2 separate regions of the Homo sapiens genome follow, and region 1 is linked to region 2. Evidence: chromatin contacts called from ENCODE Hi-C or POLR2A ChIA-PET data. All regions are on one chromosome and are shown on one strand. The core of a region is the stretch at or near the end of the contact, and the rest is flanking DNA. Distances in the headings are between cores, read along the strand shown.

Region 1 (3,656 bases), core at 1,046-3,545, 78 kb after region 2:
GTGGTGGATACAGAAGGTCCTGGCCAACAGAGGGAAGTCGTGGCCAACAGAGGGAAGTCGTGACCAACTCTACAGAGTAGCAAGTCCATGGGAACTTCAAAGAAGACAGATTGAGCCAAGTTGTACAATTTACCTGTTGAAGATGCAGGAAAGGTAAGGATCTCTCACTAGGAGAAACAGCACCTGCAAAGCCACACAAGTGTCCCATCTGGGGAACAGCCAGCCAGGCAGGGTGTGCCTAGACACAGGCTGGAAACGTGGGCAGGGGCCCAGCTTGCATGCCCTGTTGAGAAAACTGCCTTGCCCTACTCTGAGGGCAATAGAAACTGAAGGGATTAGAGCAGATCATTGGCCTGGTCTGAGCAGCCTTGCATAGAGATCTTTTGGCCAGCTTCTTCCTAGGGTAAGGCCAGACAGCTGGTAGCAGCAGCCAGTGCGGGGCGGCAGCTCCTCTCAACAGTGCTCCTACCTTCCAGCAGCCCCTACAAGCTTGCAGACTACGTGGGTATTTCCTCTAAGCACAGGGCTCTAAGTTTAGGGTCATGACAAGCAGCAGCCACAGTCATAGATCCTTGGTGTCTGGTGGGCTGCAGCTGCCGGAAATTAGACTTAGCCAAGTGACCTTTGGCCGGGCCACGCTGCCTTCATCAGTGCAGTCCAAAGCCCCCAAACACAAGTCAGATAGGCAACGTCTTGACCTCCCTCCCCACTCAACTGGCCAAGCTCAAAGCCTTCTAGATTTTCCCTTGAGCCAAGTGAGAGAAGAGAACTCAAGGCAACACAAAGAACGTCTTTCCTGTACGTGTTCCTGGGAGAAGCGTCCTTTGCCTTGAGCAGATTCTCAAAGAAAGACATTGGTGCATAAAAGAAAAAGTTATGGACCAGGTGCAGTGGCTCATGTAATCCAAGCACTGTGGGAGGCCAAGGTGGGCGGATCGCTTGAGGCCAGGAGTTCAAGACCAGCCTGGTCGTCATGGCAAAACCCCGTCTCTACTAAAAATACAAAAATTAGCTAGGCATGGTGGTGCACACCTGTGGTCCCAGTTACACGGGAGGCTGAGGCACGAGAATCACTTGAACCCGGGAAGCAGAGGTTGCAGTGAGCCAATATTGTACCACTGCACTCCAGCCTGGGTGACAGAGTGAGACTCTGTCTCAAAAAAAAAGCAAAGAAAAGAAAAAAGGAAAAGTTATGGACCACTGGAATGCATAGCAATATATGGCAAGTAGGGGTTAGTAGGTACAGCGTGCTGGAAGGGGCTGGTCTCAAGAGGGCAGGATTTTGAAGCTAGAACACTGGCTCCCTGGGATGCTCTTTCTCCCTGTTTCTGTTTGTCCCTCAAATACTGACTTAAATGTCACTTCCTAAGACTTCTCTGACCTCTCCATCATTCCAAATCAGGTTCCCCTTATTCTCTTGGTAGTCTTCTCTTTGTGGCCGAAAATTTACTTATTTATGTAGCTGGCACAGATGCAGACATTCAATAAATATGTATCGAATAAGAAAGAATAAATACAGAGTCACTCCCTGTACCAACCACCTCACCTCCCGCCCCCACATACCGGGGATTAGCTTGATACCTACAGAGTGTGAGGTCAGGCAGTTCTGGGTCGGAATCTTAGTTCCACTATTTACCAACCTTGGGCATGTGAACTGACCCTCAGTGTCCCTATCTGAGAAATGGGGGTCACGCTGCCGTAAATGTAGAGTATTTGGTGTTAACAGCAGCTCAGCAAGCCTAGTGGCCCTTCCTCTTCCCTCAAGCTGGGGAATCAAGTCTCAGAGAAGTTGAATTGATCTATCTCTGTCAAAGGCTCTTTGGGCTTTCAAAGAAACCTGCTTTGAGAAATGTGCAATGAGGCTTTCTACCTTTGAGCTGAGGTGCCTCTGTCAGTGTGTCCTCTGCAGAGCCCTCAAACCAAGTAGAATTAGCAGCTCTGAGCCTCAGCTTGTTCCCCTCACTGGGAAAAGGGAGATTCTTTGTCATGGAAATAACAATGTAGGACTGCAGCATGCCTATCCTGTTTAGTTTGAGAATCTAGCTGATCACTTCGCTAACCCAATTAGGGGGTGCAGGGAAGGCATTCATTACAAGGGCTTTGCTCTAAGGGACTGCATTCCTCCCCAGGCACTCTTGACCTAAGTCCACTTGAAGGCCGCAGCAGCGCAGTGCAGGAAGCCAGCCCCTCTGCTGAGTGGCCTGGATTCCAGAAACAAAAGAGCAGCCTGCCCTAGGGCGGCTTCTAAAGCTCTCCCCAGATTAGGCAGGAGCTTGGCAGGCATTCAGCAATCAGGCAGGCGCTGGGCGGGCAGGAACCTGGCCAGGCAGGGTGACCTTCCCCTCAGCATGCCTGGCAGGGCCACAGGCGGTGAGAGTGTGGGCAGCAGAAAGGCTAGGGGGAGGCTGTAGAAGAAGGGGGCTGAGGTGGGAGGGGAGGGAAGGGCAGAGGCTTCCTGATCACTCTCCCTCCCCAGCTGTTGGCCCTTGATCACCTGACTCAGGGAAGCCCATCTGCCGCAGGAGTATCTAGAGATGAACAGGTGGAGGCATGGACAGATGGCCATGGTGGAGTTCCGGGAAAAAGAAATCCACCTTACAAAAACCCCTGCTTTTGTCATCACAGTCCTTTATTATTATTATTATTTTTTAACATAATAGCTACGGGCTAGAAAAAACTTAGAAAAGATACATCAAAATATTAACAGTGGCTACGGAGGAGAGGTCGGGATGGGCACTGAGATCTTGCATTTTCACGATCATGCTTTTCAACAGCCTGAATTTTTCAAAAATGCTCAATGCATAACCACTTTATTACTTCAGTTACTATGTTTTCAGTTTGGAAACAAACAAAAAGACTAGATACCCACTGTGTTACAAGGCCCAGCTCAAAATTTATCCCTGAGGATTTCCTAGCAACCCCACATCATCCCTTTAACAAAATCTGCCCTGTCATAATAACACCCCATGCCCAGTAAGTATCCCACTTCATCTTCCTACAATGCAAAGCCCCTTCCAGAAGGAATTTTCCATTTTTTTCTTTTCCTTTCTTTTTCTTTTTACTAATTATAAATTATATGTTCACTGATGAATCTTAAAAAGAATAACCAGCCAGGTGTGGTGGCTCACGCCTGTAATCCCAGCACTTTGGGAGGCTGAGGCGGGCGGATCACGAGGTCAGGAGATCGAGACCATCCTGGCGAACATGGTGAAATCCTGTCTCTACTAAAAATACAAAAAAATTAGAGGCTGAGGCAGGAGAATGGCATGAACCCGGGGGGGCGGAGCTTGCAGTGAATGGACATCGTGCCACTGCACTCCAGCCTGGGCGACAGAGCGAGACTCTGTCTAAAAAAAAAAAAAAAAAAAAAAAGAATAACATCACTCATATTCCCTCACTTAGAAGGATTCAGACAGAAGTACTACTAGGTTCTACCTGGATTCTTCAGATATTTCTTTGTGCAAACTCTCATAAAATGCCATAGCGATCTACAACTGCTTCCCACTTGCCCCTCAGAGAGCATGGGAAACAATGTCTGCAATGGCTGCCTAGTTTTCCACCGTAAGGTTGTGCCATGACGTCATCAAACCCAGATTTTGGGCATGTGGGCTGTTTCTCTTCCTTCAGGTCCCTGTTCAGACCATTCCTCAGAGGCC
Region 2 (3,649 bases), core at 955-3,454:
GGTGCCTGCCACCACGCCCAGCTAATTTTTGTATTTTTAGTAGAGACGGAGTTTCACCATGTTGGCCAGGCTGGTCTCAAAATCCTGACCTCAGGTGATCTGCCCGCCTTGGCCTCTCAAAGTGCTGGGATTACAGGAGTGAGCTACCGTGCCTGGCCATCTTTATCTTCTTTAGACTTTTCTGCATTTTTTCTCAATTTTATGTAAAAAATTTCTGAATTTTATGCATTTTTCTGAATTTTATGTTACTTTTATCATCAGAAGAAAATGATTTTAAATTATTTTTAAAGTTTAAGGCTGGGCTCAATGGCTCATGCCTGTAATCTGAGCACTTTGAAAGGATGAGGCAAGAGGACTGCTTGAAGCCAGGAGTTTAAGGCCATCATGGGCAATATAACTAGATCGTTTGTCTAAAAAAAAAAATTAGTCAGGTGAGGTGGTGCATGCCTTTCATCCTAGCTACTTGGGAGGCTGAGGTGGGAGGATCGCTTGAGCCCAGGAGTTTGAGGCTGTTGTGAGCTAAAATCATGCCACTGCATTCCAGCCTGGGTGACAGAACAAGATGCTGTCTCTTAAAAAAAAAGAAAAAAGTTGAATCTACATTGCAATAGTTTGAATGTTTGTCCCCTTCAATCTCATGTTGAAGCTTACTACCCCATGTAACTATAGCAAGAGGTGATAGGATCATGAAGACTCTGCCCTCATTAATGAATTAATCCACTAATAAATTAAAGGATTAATGGGTTATCATAAGAGTGGATTAGTTATCATGAGAGTGGGAGCCAGGCACTGTGGCTTATGCCTATAATCTCAGAACTTTGGGAGGCCAAAGCAGGAGCATTGCTTGAGGCCAGGCATGCAAGACAAACCTGGCCAACATAGGGAGACCCCATTTCTTTTTTTCTTTCTTTCTTTTCTTTTTTTTTTTTTGTAGGGAGTCTCACTCTGTTGCCCAGGCTGGAGTGCAGTGGTGTGATCTCGGCTCACTGCAACCTCTGCCTCCCGGATTCAAGCAATTCTCCTGCCTCAGCCTCCCAAGTTGGTGGGATTTCAGGTGCCTGCCACTACACCCAACTAATTTTTTGTATTTTTGGTAGGGACGGGGTTTCACCATGTTGGCCAGGCTGGTCTCAAACTCCTGACCTTGTGATTTGCCTGCCTCGGCCTCCCAGAGTACTGCGATTACAGGCGTGAGCCACTGCACCCAGCAGGGAGACCCCATTTCTAAAAAAAAAAGAATTAGTCAAGTGTGGTGGCTCACACCTGTTGTCCCAGCTACTCCAGAGGCTGAGGCTGCAGTGAGCCATCTTTGCATCACTGCACTCTGATCTGGGCAACAGAGCAAGACCCTTTCTCAGAAATAAATAAAGGTCTGGTGTGGTGGCTCATGCCTATAATCCCAGAACCTTGGGAGGCCAAGGCAGGCAAATCACTTGAGCCCAGGAGTTTGAGACCAGCCTGGGCAACATGGTGAAATCTCTCTCCACAAAAAAATAAAAAAACAAAAATTAGTCGGGTGTGGTGGCCCACACCTGTATTCCTAGCTACTTGGGGGACTGAGGCAGGAGGATTATTTGAGCCTGGGAGGTTGAGGGTTCAGTGAACAGTGATTGCCCCATGCACTCCAGCCTGGGTGACAAAGTGAGACCCTGTCTCAAAAAATTAAAATAAATAAATAAAGCCAGTTTGGCTCTCAGTGAGCTCCCCTTGCCATGTGATGCTCTGTACCGTCTTGGTATTCTACAGAGAGTCCCCACCAGCAAGAAGCCTCTCACCAGTTGTGCCCCCTAGACCTTGGACTTCCCAGTCTCCAAAACTGCAATAAATCATCGTCTTTTTTGTCTTTTTTTCCTTTTCTTTTATTTTTAGAGACGGGGGTCTCACTATGTTGCCTAGGCTGGTCTTAAACTCCTGGCCGGAAGTGATTCCCCAGCCTTGGCCTCTCAAAGTGCTGGGAGTACAGGCATGAGCCACTGCGTCCAGCCCTTTTCTATGTCTATATATACAGTCTCAGGTATTCAGCTGTAGCAACAGAAAGCAACCTAAGACATACATTTTAATCAAAAGTATAATAAGAAAATTTCAGGAAGAAGTGGGAAAAGGAGACATACAATCAACCTGTGCACAGTAGAATCCTCCTGGTGTCTTCAGGAGACCCGACGTGATCTGACCAGGGGAGTCTTGCAGCTCCATTCTCTGTACCAAGGCAAGTCAAACAGGTAAAGCAGATCACAGAAAGGGCTCTGACCTCAAGAAACATGTGATCTAGGTGGAAGCATGAGTCACATATGCATGAAAAACACAGCAGGCAATGAATGACAGGTAAGCTGGAAAGAGAATTCACCTGGTTACCAGGAGATATGGGCTCTGTTCCTAGTTCTGGCACCCAGTGATGACCTTGGGAGCCCAGTGGCTTCACCTCTGTGAACTTTAATCTCCTTATCTGTCAAAGGGTTTTAATGACAATAATTGAGAAGCTGTGATCATCAGATGAGATAACCTATCAGTGACTGCTCTCTGAACTGTGGTACAAGTTACCTTTCAACCTGGAACAGCACCTCAAACATGAAGGAATCTATCCCTATGGTGGAAATTCAGGCCCAAGCAGTGGGCAAGTGGGGTAGATCATGTGGGGACAAGGCCACCTTTGGTTGGCCCTTAAAAATACCAGAACACAGGGGCAGCCTGCACAGCTCTAACACTGCAGAACAGAAGTCAAGGTGGGCATTCTTGCCTCAGCTCGAAGACCTGCACAGCCTGCTCACCTTTGTAGAGCAGTGCACCCCAGGGAGAAAACACAGGAGCAGCCACGTCTCAGCCTTCTCAGAATGTCCAATCCTTTTCATAATTTAACCGCTTGCTCTGCATAATTACTTTTCTCCTGCTTATGAGCTTAGAGCAATAGTAGTTCCCAATAACTAGAGATTTAATAAGGCTAAATTACAACGAGTGTCCTGCAGAATTACACACCGCATTAACACCAAATGAGTTCATTAGAAATTCATTAGGAATGATTTCTGCGGCTGCCACAGGAATTAATCACGGTTTGCCAGTGGCAGGAGAGGGGGCAATGAATGATTGCATGGGAGCGGGACGACCTTTTGCCATCTGACTTTCTTCTGAAGCAATATCTTTCAAGGGTCATGGGCTGCTTTGGTAGGGAGATTGCTTGGACGTTGTTAGACATGCCTCTCAATCTTCTTCCTTCTTCCCAGCCACTGCCCTAGATCAAACCTGTAGATGTTGGAGTCGGACCCTTTTTCTGTCCTGGGGAGCTGAGAAGTCATCATGGGCACTTATGTTCTTGCCTGCCCAGTATCCTTTCCCCCTTCTTCTGTCAGTGTACTTCTGTGTTTCTTGGAGAGCTGCTCCTTGAAGATACTGCTGCATGTGGGTCTCTGTGGGACTGTCAGTTAAGAGCCTCCACTGGCCTCACCCACCCCCAGAGGGAATACATGTCCTCGGCTGAGCCCATTGGGCTTTCTCTCCTGGTATTTTTTAGTAGCTGATATTTATGAAGTGCTTGCTAGGTGCTGGCCCCCTTTCTAAGGATCTTCATGTACTGAGCATCCAACCCTCCCATTGCCAGTTAAGGAAGTGGGCTTTATTTTTAGCTCTATTCTGTCAACGAGGACACCCCAGTACAGAG

The links. Hi-C counts contacts between places; a loop is a spot of excess contacts on that map. ChIA-PET counts read pairs that join two places held with the same protein, here RNA polymerase II (POLR2A). Pooled maps may share reads with other maps.
Region 1: a loop to region 2 is called in a map of posterior vena cava, with 1.8 times the contacts of the local background. The contact joins the enhancer-like site here to the promoter of FABP6-AS1 in region 2. A Hi-C loop is called at or near these places in 1 of 168 maps with a recorded cell type or tissue (posterior vena cava) and 1 of 50 pooled maps. POLR2A ChIA-PET finds 5 or more read pairs at or near these places in 5 of 52 experiments (AG04449, AG04450, H1 and 2 more).

Annotation. Positions count from the first base shown.
Region 1 is chr5:160,285,481-160,289,136 of GRCh38, forward strand. All of the region lies in intron 2 of CCNJL (cyclin J like), which reads right to left. Among named protein-coding and RNA genes, the nearest start is that of CCNJL, 25 kb to the right of the region's middle. RefSeq lists enhancers at 1-675, 676-1,409, 2,924-3,656. Within about 2 kb of position 2,296, at least 20 of the 41 ENCODE cell types and tissues checked have a DNase peak (open chromatin) inside an H3K27ac peak, as active enhancers do.
Region 2 is chr5:160,207,866-160,211,514 of GRCh38, forward strand. FABP6-AS1 (FABP6 antisense RNA 1) reads right to left here and starts at 2,205. Exons shown (of 4, transcript XR_941148.3): 1 at 2,112-2,205. It also overlaps a transcript of FABP6 not described here.